Regions from separate parts of the Homo sapiens genome. Here region 1 is linked to region 2. The links are chromatin contacts, found by Hi-C or POLR2A ChIA-PET in ENCODE. All regions are on one chromosome and are shown on one strand. Each heading gives the region's core, a stretch centred on a gene start or an enhancer-like site at or near the end of the contact. The rest is flanking DNA. Distances are from core to core; before and after follow the strand shown. Region 1 holds the start of WIPI1 (WD repeat domain, phosphoinositide interacting 1). Region 2 holds the start of MAP2K6 (mitogen-activated protein kinase kinase 6).

Region 1 (5,208 bases), core at 1,222-3,721, 960 kb after region 2:
GGCCTGAAGTCCCAGCTGCTTGGGAGGCTGAGGCAGGAGAATCGCTTGAACCCGGGATGGAGAGGTTGCAGTGAGCCTGGTGACAGAGCAAGACTCTGTCTCAAAAAAAAAAAAAATTAAAACCTGAATTAACTGATTAGTAACTTTATATTGATTATCTTTATATTGAAATGATATTTTTGACACATTGGATTAAATAAATGATATTATTCCAATTAATTTGCCTATTTCTACCTTTTTAAATGTATCTTCTAGAAAACTGAAATTTACAATGTGGAGTTCACATTTGGGGCTCATTTTATCTACTGGACAGCAATGCCTGAAAACAACTCTATGATTTGGTCTAATTTTCTGGCCTTGTTTTCATCACTTTAGCCTAGTCTCTCCTGTCCCTTTACTTCCAGAATTTCACATTAGTCCCCTAAAGACTTCTAGATCTTTTCCCACTTCTAATTTGTTCTGCACACCCTGGCCAAGTTTATCTGACAAAGACACTGCTTTTTTATCATGAAACACTCCTGCTCAAAAACTAACACCAGCTCCCAGGTCTATCCCATAAAGTCCAAACTCTTAATAACAAACTGATAATAACAGCTTACACTTTAAAAACTTTATGGTACACTTCATGTAATTCTCCAAACAACGTAGCACCTAGCATGCCAGATTCTAGGTTTTCTAACCAGGACAGAAATGACTGCAGCATTTGACAGAGCTGGAAGGTGGGGGGAAGCACCTTTGATCTGAAAGGTTACAAAAATGGCACAAAGTATCTAAACAGCAGTTCCATTCACTTCTGATAGTTTATACAACACCTCACAATCAGCCAAAGAGCAATAACATCTGTGAATCTATGAGCTGAACTATTTTTTACATCAGTGGAGAGAAAAAAATAATAAAGTTGAGAAAAGAAACTGTTACATTTGCATCTCAGAAAACACAAACCGGAAATCCAACCAGAAAGGTTTAGGTGAAATAGTGCCCTTTGTTCATCTATTGTAGGTCCAAGGTTAAATATATATATATATACACATACATAAAAGTAGCTTTGTCATAAACTGGGTATTAAAAGTGGGAAATGGGGAAAACCGCAATTACTTTTGCACCAACCTAATAAATTTGAATTATGCTGATTTGAGAGACTGTCATATAACAATAACTAAAATATCATCTCAAAATTTGAAAAAATGAATTAAAAATCCATCAGCAGTTATACAATCCAAAGCTGGCAGAGCTCCTGCTTCATAAACCGTATTGACAGTAATTCCGCATGGGAACATGTACAGTACTCAGCTTTTAAAAAGAGATTCTTTGTTAAGGTTTATCTCGAATTACGTGAGTTTTGAATTGTGCTATATCTTCAAGACGTTACCCCTTTCATAAACTACACTGCCCTACACACACTTTCATTTTTTTCAGCTGCGGATCGGATAGGTCTTGTTTAGATACTTTGTGCCATTTTTGTAACTTTTCAGATCAAAGGTGCTTCCCCCCACCTTCCAGCTCCGTCAAATGCTGCAGTCATTTCTGTCCTGGTTAGAAAACCTAGAATCTCGCATGCTAGGTGCTACGTTGTTTTTGCAAATTACTGTTTAGCAGTTATTTAGTGCACAGGTCTTGAAAGCAGACATGCAGACATTCTACCATTTACTGTTACTTTAGACAAATTGTTTAGCTTTGGAGCTTCAGTTGCCTCTTCTGTATATTGAGCACAATCGTATTTTCCACACAAGTTTTATAAGAATTCAAGATGACATACATAGTACGGCGCGCTTGGCAAGTAGTGAGGGTTCTCAACCGCTCGGCAATGGATAAGATAACTTGCTATCTCTCTGGCTGAGGCAGCCCCATTTCAGGAGCTTCTCTCAATGCGGCTTGAGGACTCGACAAAAGGGTGGGGCTTTGGAGTCTAACGCTCTCTGCTAAACTCTGTAAGTTTAATAGGCAGAGTTACACATGGCAAGGGGTCTGGGCGGGGTGGGAACTAGCGCGTCCTCCTGTCACCCTTGCGGCGGCCCCGACGCAGTTGCCGGACTGAAACCAGCAGATCTGGCCCCAGCCGCATTCCTTCTTCCCTCTCCCTCCCAGCTGGGCGGCTCCGGCAATGAAAACACCGCCACGTGGGCCTGCTGCCTTTGCGTCACGCGCCTTTGTCCAATGGAGAGCCGCGTTACGAAGCCAGGGGCGGGTCGCCAGCCGGGCGGGTCCGCCCACAGCTGCCACGGATTGGCCAAGGGGGGCGGTGCCCGCCAGCCGTGGCTTGGGCTCGTGGCCAATGGTGGCCGGAGGCAGGGGCCCCGCCCTATCAGGTGCTCTGGTCCTCGGGACCAGCTGGAGGGGCGAGAAGGGGCGGGGCGAAGCCGGGGACGCGGCGGGGACGGGGCGGGGTAGGGGCGGGGTGGGGACGGGGCGGGGTAGGGGCGGGGTGGGGACGGGGCGGGGTAGGGGCGGGGCAGGACCGGCGACCCGGCCCGTGGAGCCGGCGCGGGCGGGCTGCTGAGGTGGCTGTCGCCGGCTCCGAGCTGCGGCTTCCCGGGCCGAGCCCCCGATGGAGGCCGAGGCCGCGGACGCTCCCCCGGGCGGGGTTGAGTCGGCGCTCAGCTGCTTCTCTTTCAACCAGGACTGCACGTAAGCTGCGACTCGGCCCCTGCCAGGGAGGTGGGGGACAGAGTGTCAGGACCCAGGGGTGTCGTCCTGAGAGCAGCTTGTGGCTTCCGCCTCGAGGCGGCCTCGGCGGGAGGGCCGGTGTCTGCTTCGGACGCATTGGGATCTTGTTATCCCCGTACCCCTTCAGTGGGGTTTGCCGCACCCCCCACCCCACCCCACTCCCAGTGTCCTCCCAGAGCGACAAGGTTGGGCCAAGGGTGAAAGCAGGGAGTTCGCAAAGGGAGTGGTGGGGCTGCGGGGGCCACGGAATATGGGGGGAGCAGGGCGGTGGGAAAGCCAGTGACCAAAGTGGGTGTCTGGGGAAGAGAGACAGTGGCCAAAAGAAAGAGATGAGAAAGGAGAGGAAGTTGCAAGTTGACCCAGGACTCTGTAGTTGGGGCCCAGGAAGATGAGAGTACAGGAAAAACTTTCCCATTTGTCCTTGAGCATCTCAACGTGGCATCTGGGCAGGGCCTCGGACAAAGAGGCAGCCTATCCCTGCGGCCAGGCCAGCCCCTGTCCCATCCCCGACGCAGGGCATCGTGCCTGCCCGCTCTGGATGGAAGAAACCTTTGGATTTCTTTGGCTGTTTTCACATCGCCCACCCAGCCAGGCAGGATCTCCTTCTCGGAGTCCAAGACTCTTTTCCCGGGCGCAGACTGCTTTCTCTCCAGGAAACAGGAGCTCCACCCTGTTGTTTTTGAGTGGATTTTTAATGTTTTACTTCGATGTTCACATTTGGGCTTTGAGAGGGAGCTGGGCTGAAGTGTGTTTCAGGCATCTGCAGGATTCTGTGACTTACAGGCAAACGCCTGTTTCTTTCCCTATTTTCATGGAAGCGAGCCCTGGGGACCATATGGAATCATCTTTTTGGAATGTGCACCCTGAGCATCAGGCGGGGATGACCGATTCCCAGTTTCCCACTTCCTGCTGTACCAGTTTCTGTGCCTTGGCTGCTGGTGACTGAGCTACGCTAATATTGATCCTTCAGTGGTGTAATTAAGGCCATTATGTACCATTAGCCACCCTGGCTTCCATTCCCTTTATGTTTCTGTTTAAAAACACCCGGTGCTGAACAATATGCCTTTGTTTGAAAAACCCATATGTGTAATCATGTAATCGAGTAGCTCTACAGCTTGGTTATTTGAGTGACTTTCAAGTTTTTCTTGACCACAATCCACAATACGAAATATGTATTGCAACATCACCCAATACCCATAACACATACACTATTCACAAAATATCATGTGCAATTTTCTGTGTCCTTTTTTTCTAAGCTGCTTGTGACTCACTGAATTGCGTTTTAGGATCCACTCATGAGTTGAGACCTGCAGTTTATAAAAATGCTGGTATAGATAAAATCCTGATGTTCTGTAAGAAACATTTTGCAAGAGGGCATGGCTGTTGAAATGCCTGGGTGATGTTTTCCTTCCCAATTGAACACAAGTTAAGAAAGGGGGTTAGTTTGCTTGTAAGTAGTAAATGTTCTAAATTCTGCTTTGTAACATCATTAGATTTGACAAAAAAGGGTGTTAATTTATACTCTAGCCATTAAATAACGCAAAGTCCCAGCTTTCTACAGAAATTGAATAAGAATGTTATTTTCAAAACGGTAGGGTGCTTTGAAAGTTAATTTCCTTACTCCCTACTGTTAGTTTTATTTTCTTGGATGGAAGCTCTGCTGGGCAGCTTTGCCTTGCCTATAAATAAAAGTTCTTGTCACAGTCAGTTGCTTTGAGCCACAGAGGGTATGACATTGGATTTTAAAATAAGTCAAGCCCCTTACTGAATACATTTAGGTGTATTGCCATGTCTTTTTCTATAAATGTAGGCTGAATTTGGGATCCAGTATTTCCAAAGAAGGTAGGTGAAAACAGCAAACCCTTACCAGTCCCCTACGCTCATACTTCGTGATTGGTACTTGTGCTATACACTTTGGGTACTTTTTTTTTTTTTTTTTTTGAGACAGTCTTGCTCTGTCACCCAGGCTGGAGTGCAGTGGTGTGGTCTTGGCTCAGTGCAGCCTCTGCCTCCCAGGGTTCAAGCGATTCTCCTGTCTCAGCCTCTCAAGTAGCTAGGATTACAAACGTGTACCACCACACTCAGCTAATTTTTTGTATTTTTAGTAGAGACGGGGTTTTGCCACATTGCCCAGCTTGGTCTTGAACTCCTGACCTCAAGTGATCCACCCACCTCAGCCTCCCAAAATGCTGGGATTACAGATGTGACACACTATGCCCAGCCTACTTTGGGTACATTTTAAATTTGATTAATGATAAATATTTGTCCCAAGCTCTGTTTCCATGAGTGGTGATTAGAATTTTGTTTCTACAGAAAGACTTTATGGATGAAATAAGGTCTAAGTCTAAATTCCTTGATTCAGAGTCTTTTGTGGCCATTGATCAATCACGTAAAACATCACATAAAACATCACTCTGTGATTTTCTCATATGTAGAATTCTTCTGGTCCAGGAGCAGGGCTTATGTTTGAAAATTACTTTAAATTGCTGTCACTTTGCATTAATGTTATAAGACTCTAGTTACAGTATTTCTTTCCTTACTTGC
Region 2 (5,173 bases), core at 2,434-4,933:
AAATACTGGGGAGTCATTAAAGTAACACTAATCTGAAAAACAAAGACAAGAGAATCTCAACTCTTTTCTCCAACATTAAATTTACCAACCAGAGACCCCTGAAGCCCCCTACAGTTAACAGGCCGCATGCTCTAAAGAACTGAATGCAATGCTAATACAAAGCAAGCTCAGGAAACCCAAGCTACCTATTCTGATTTTGTGTCCTGAGATGTACGGGGTTATAAAACATACTGGCTCAGATTACAGGCTAAGCATGACAAGTCCGTCTGGTACAACCTAACAAAGGAATTTATAGAGAACAAGAAATTTACACATTTCATTTCCCAAGGGTGGAATGAATTACAGAAGCAAAGAACCCCAGTAGAGTTAAGACCTTTCCTACCACTCTGCTATATGCTTCTGAATTGTGCCTCATAGGCATTTCTTACATGATTTACTTATTGCTCTCTAAAACTAAAATAAACTAATATTTTTTAAAGGTGAATAGGAGGAGAAGTGAGAAAAGTGTATTTTAACAGGGTCAAACTTTTTGTGTATTTTCAGGTGAACTGGGGGATGCCAGATCTCCCTACCTCCCTCTTTCTCTCCCTCCCTCCGGAGATCATTATGGCTGATAACAATAGTTTTTCTCTCCCGGGTAGTGTAGATGACACATTTTTCCTGTAGCTTGTCTTCCTGTAGTGTGCAGGAATTCCTGCACTTTCTGGGTGCCCTTCCTGTTAACTTACATTTCAGATTTCCTCAAAAGGCATTCTACTGCTTTAATATTTGAAAAATGTCAACTCAACCCCAGACAGCTAATATAAACAAGCTGAAAAGCATACCACCTAAAGTTACAACTGTGGAAAACAAAATTTCTTTTTAAGAAATTCTTTCTCGGAATCTCACTGTTGGTAAGGCTGTAGAGCAGTAACCCAGTCCTTCCAGCTTCCAGAGAGTCTGTAATTCCTTTGCCTCTGCTGTGCCTTAAATTAGAGGTCTGTTAAACCGAATTATAGTGATCTAGAAAGTTCGTAAAGGTCCTTGAATTGAACATATTGTTAAATTCTTCAATACTATGAGATTGTATCCACTTTTCACTTTTCCTCCCATTTCTTGGGTTAGAATATTAAAAAAGAAGTTTGGTACTGCAAAAAGTATTTTGGCCATTTGAGAATAGCGTAGCTGAATAAGGCCAATTCCACATTTAAAGTCCAGGCCAAGGCGGCTGGCTCTTTTGCCATTTCTAAAATGATCACCCACTTCTTTCTACCAATAATTTTCCTTTCGGACAAGAACCCCATGTTCATTCCAGATGTACTTTCCAAGCAGAATCCAATTAAGAAAACTCATCTGGGTAAATGGGAATTGATTTGAAGGACCACCAGTACCTGATCCATTGTAAACACATCCATAGGGAAGAGTGCAGTGCTAATATCTCCTTTGGCTTCTCAACTCAAAAACTGGCTCTACTAAGAGGGAGCCACGTTCATAGTGAGCCCAAAAATATGCAAAAAGGAGCCTGATTTAGTTTAGACCCTAAAGTCCAAAGATAAGATCACAGTAAACACCACCCTCTTCATAAACCTTCCTGACTATCCCCCAAATAGATAAATCACTTCCATTTTTAAACTCCAATAGCACCATTTCTCTTCAATACCTGTCCTATTATCTTGTATTATAATGATTTCCTTACATTCTTGTTTTCACCAACCCGAAGGAAAAACTTCATTTTAAATATTTTTGTGTGTCCCTAAATCATGTGCACACATACACACACAATACATACATATACATGCATATATATACACACATACATATGTATATACATGCATATCACAATATATTACACATATATTAAACTGAATTGAATGAATGAGCGAATGTTTACCAAATACAAAGTAACTAAATGCCATCTCTTTAATACATCAAAGCATGGACTGCCTCTTCTGAACTATTATTTCTCTACTCAATAAGGAGATTTTTAGGTTTTCCCCACTTGAGGAACATCTCCACCTGATATGTCAATTCCTAGGTTCTTCAGCACTCTTAACTTTTCAGATTTCCATTCTCCCCTAATACTCAAAGAAAAGCAGAGTGCTACTTTGAATGCTTGAGATTACTACTTCCTTCTTGGGCTGCTGAGATATATGACTCCCATCAGGTAGAATTAAAAAGCGGTGCAACAACTCCCCACACTCCCTCCCAAAAAAGTAGCAAAAAGCTTGTTAGACCCTTTAATTTCACCATGTCTTACTCAAAGAGTGCCCCGGGTAGCCTAATTCAATAGTATCTAACACCTCTCTTCATCATCCCATACTTCTCATATGGCATATGCTTTCTCTATGGTAAAGAAACAATTGTTCTGAAACAAGTGACTTGGGGTCCCAGGGGCACCTGACAGCACCTAGTCTGCTCTTTGATGTCATATCAGGAATTTTTTAAATCCCCTTCCCAGGGTGACATTAAGCCTGCAAAATACAACTGTGTTTAAAAACAAAAATTAAGAAAAGAAAATAAAAGAACATAAAGAAAACAACCATAACGTGAACTTCCAACCTATTACAGCTGACTAAATACACGCAGTTACACACTTAAAATATTTCATTATGCTTGTCAATGAAACAGTGCAGTCCCTTCACACTACTGTAATGCTTAAAAGTACAGTTTTACCCCCAATATTTTCCCCCAAGATGCAAAGCATCCCCCAAATGGGCAGACATAAAACATTAGGTCTTCACTGCTGCTTCTAAATTTTGCGAGCCAATAAGCAATTGGTGTAAAGTGCAAAATCTCAGAAGAGCAAGACTCGTCTGCTTTTTTGTGATATGCTGTTATTCACCCTTCACCTTTACTTCCTTTAAAAATCAAAAGTTACCTAATGTTCAAGGCGATATCAATGGAAATTTAGCTAAATACTGGCACCGCAACGGTCTATTTCCCCCAAAGAATATAAGATTACATTAATTTCCTAGTAGTTTAACTCAAGTTTTACCTTTCATCTTCACCTATAGAGTTTTTAAAAGTTTCTATTCCTGTTGCATACAAAATTACTTACAATATCTGTGCATAGTAAAGAATTTTACAATTATATAAAGCCTTGCACATTTAGACGCTACCAACCTGCTCTGTCTCTCCTGACTGTGCAAAAGGCAAAAAGAGCTCAGTAATCCTAGCAGAAGAATGCAAATAACGTCAATGCACAGCTGAACTGCAAGCCCTGCCTTACAGGAACTCTCTGTGTCTGCAAAAAAAGACACATACTAAACAGGAAATGCAACTGAGCTGTGGAAAACCTCAAACTTAAAAATGCACTCGCCAGGCGAAAATTGCATCCATGCATTCATAAATGCATGCACAACCCTTTGCATTTTTGCAACTAATGCAAACAGCCTCTTACCTTTCGACTGAGACATTTTCCCCTTTCCTTTGATGGGGGAGGGGAGCACAAAAGACTTTGCCTTGCTTCTCTTCTGTAGCTAGTTTTGCAACAAAGATGCAAGCTGCAGGCGTGCAATCTTCATGCAAGTGGAGTTTCTCTTGACCGATGCAGCAGATGGACTTTCAGGGAATCAAGATGGAAATGCACACCTTGCAAAACAGACTGGAAAGTGATTTTTCCCCCAGTTGCAACGTTAGGGAAGGCTGTGCTGCAGCTACATGATGGGCCAGGGCTGGCAGCTAAAAGCTCCAAACTTGGAACTGAGTATCTTAGTGCGCAGACGTCCTTCCTGCGAAGGGCGCGAAGGCCGCTGGGTAATGTAGTTCTCCGGCGGAGTCCACGGGGCTCTGATTTAAGGAAACGTGGTCGCCCCGGTCGCTGAGCGAGATAACTGGGTGCGACAAAGATTGCGTCCAGATAAACAAGTCAGACACACACTCAGTAGAGTGATGGGTGAAAAGCGGCAAGGCCAAGACGGGGCGGCAGTTTTGTTCTCGAAAAGCCTCTGAAACAACAGCTAAAGAATATTAGGTTAGCTAAAGAGCTTTTGGCTTGTCGAGAAGGTCTGTTTGGGAGTTTAGTGTGTTGATTTTGCAGCTCAGCACCTGTTGTGCTGTTCTTGCCTGTAGACGTTTTACCCTCACACCTCCGTTTTTTGTTTGTTTGGGGGTTTTTTTGTTGTTGTTGTTGTTGTTTTTTTCCCGAGAGGGAGTCTCGCTCTGTCGCCCAGGCTGGAGTGCAGTGGCGCGATCTCTGCTCACTGCAACCTCCGCCTCCCGGGTTCAAGCAATTCTCCTGCCTTAGCCTCCCAAGTAGCTGGGATTACAGGTATGCGCCACCACGCCCGGCTAATTTTTAGTAGAGACGGGGTGTCAACATTTAGCCAGGCTGGTCTCGAACTCCTGACCTTATGATCCGCCCACCTCGGCCTCCCAAAGTGCTGGGATTACAGGCGTGAGCCACCGCGCCCGGCCACACCTCCATTTTTAAAAACATTTTTTCTAGTAAGAAAAATGTATGGATGATTGGGTTGGCTGGAGGTAAGGTTACCTTTGCTCTGTGGAGAAGATGCAAAGTTTTATTTTGTCAGAAACAATCCAGGTCAGTTATTTCCAAGGAACCCGAAACTCAGTAGGGGGTAGGTGTGGGGAAGAAGATTGGAGGCTTCTCATTTCTCACAGGGTTACAGAGGAAGTTCTGCTTTTTATACATCAACGCTAACTTTATCAAAATTAAGGTATCTAGATGATTTTTTCTCACCTGGGAGGAGAGTCCCTGGCCTAGGGGGAAAGTGGGTGGAAAATGAATACAGTCGAATATCTTGAATTTATTCATTAAAATTAAAAGATACTTGTTGAGTGTCCAGGATGTGCCAGGCGCCTTTCTAGGGCCCTGGGATGTTCATTCATTCTGTACCGCTCACACATAGTGGGTACACAGCACCCTGATGGAGAACGGCATCACCTTTTTCACAAGGAAGCCAGAGATGCTTAGCACAATTCACTGCAAGGAATGGAGAGGAGTGAGCAGGGCATGGGCAAAAATGAGCTCGGACTTATACTTCATGGAGCAGACAGACTCAGAAATGTTCTTTTAAGACAGAGGGAGGAATTGAGGAATTCAAGGAGGTGTGGACAAAGCACTGTGGCAGAAATAAGGACAACCTTACTCAGAAGCTGCCAAGGAGACCTTGTTGCCTTGTGTGCAGGAGTGGTGAGGGCGGGGGAGATTTACAGGTGAGGACTCCACAGG

What was found. Hi-C counts contacts between places; a loop is a spot of excess contacts on that map. ChIA-PET counts read pairs that join two places held with the same protein, here RNA polymerase II (POLR2A). Pooled maps may share reads with other maps.
Region 1: a loop to region 2 is called in a pooled map, with 4 times the contacts of the local background. The contact joins the promoter of WIPI1 here to the promoter of MAP2K6 in region 2. A Hi-C loop is called at or near these places in 4 of 50 pooled maps. POLR2A ChIA-PET finds 5 or more read pairs at or near these places in 2 of 52 experiments (BJ and activated T-cell).

What each region holds. Positions count from the first base shown.
Region 1 is chr17:68,454,759-68,459,966 of GRCh38, reverse strand. It overlaps WIPI1 (WD repeat domain, phosphoinositide interacting 1), which reads left to right and starts at 2,471. Exons shown (of 13, transcript NM_017983.7): 1 at 2,471-2,625. The coding sequence starts at 2,546. It also overlaps a transcript of PRKAR1A not described here. RefSeq lists silencers at 2,029-2,315, 2,052-2,731.
Region 2 is chr17:69,413,207-69,418,379 of GRCh38, reverse strand. MAP2K6 (mitogen-activated protein kinase kinase 6) reads right to left here and starts at 3,683. Exons shown (of 12, transcript NM_002758.4): 1 at 3,380-3,683. The coding sequence starts at 3,395.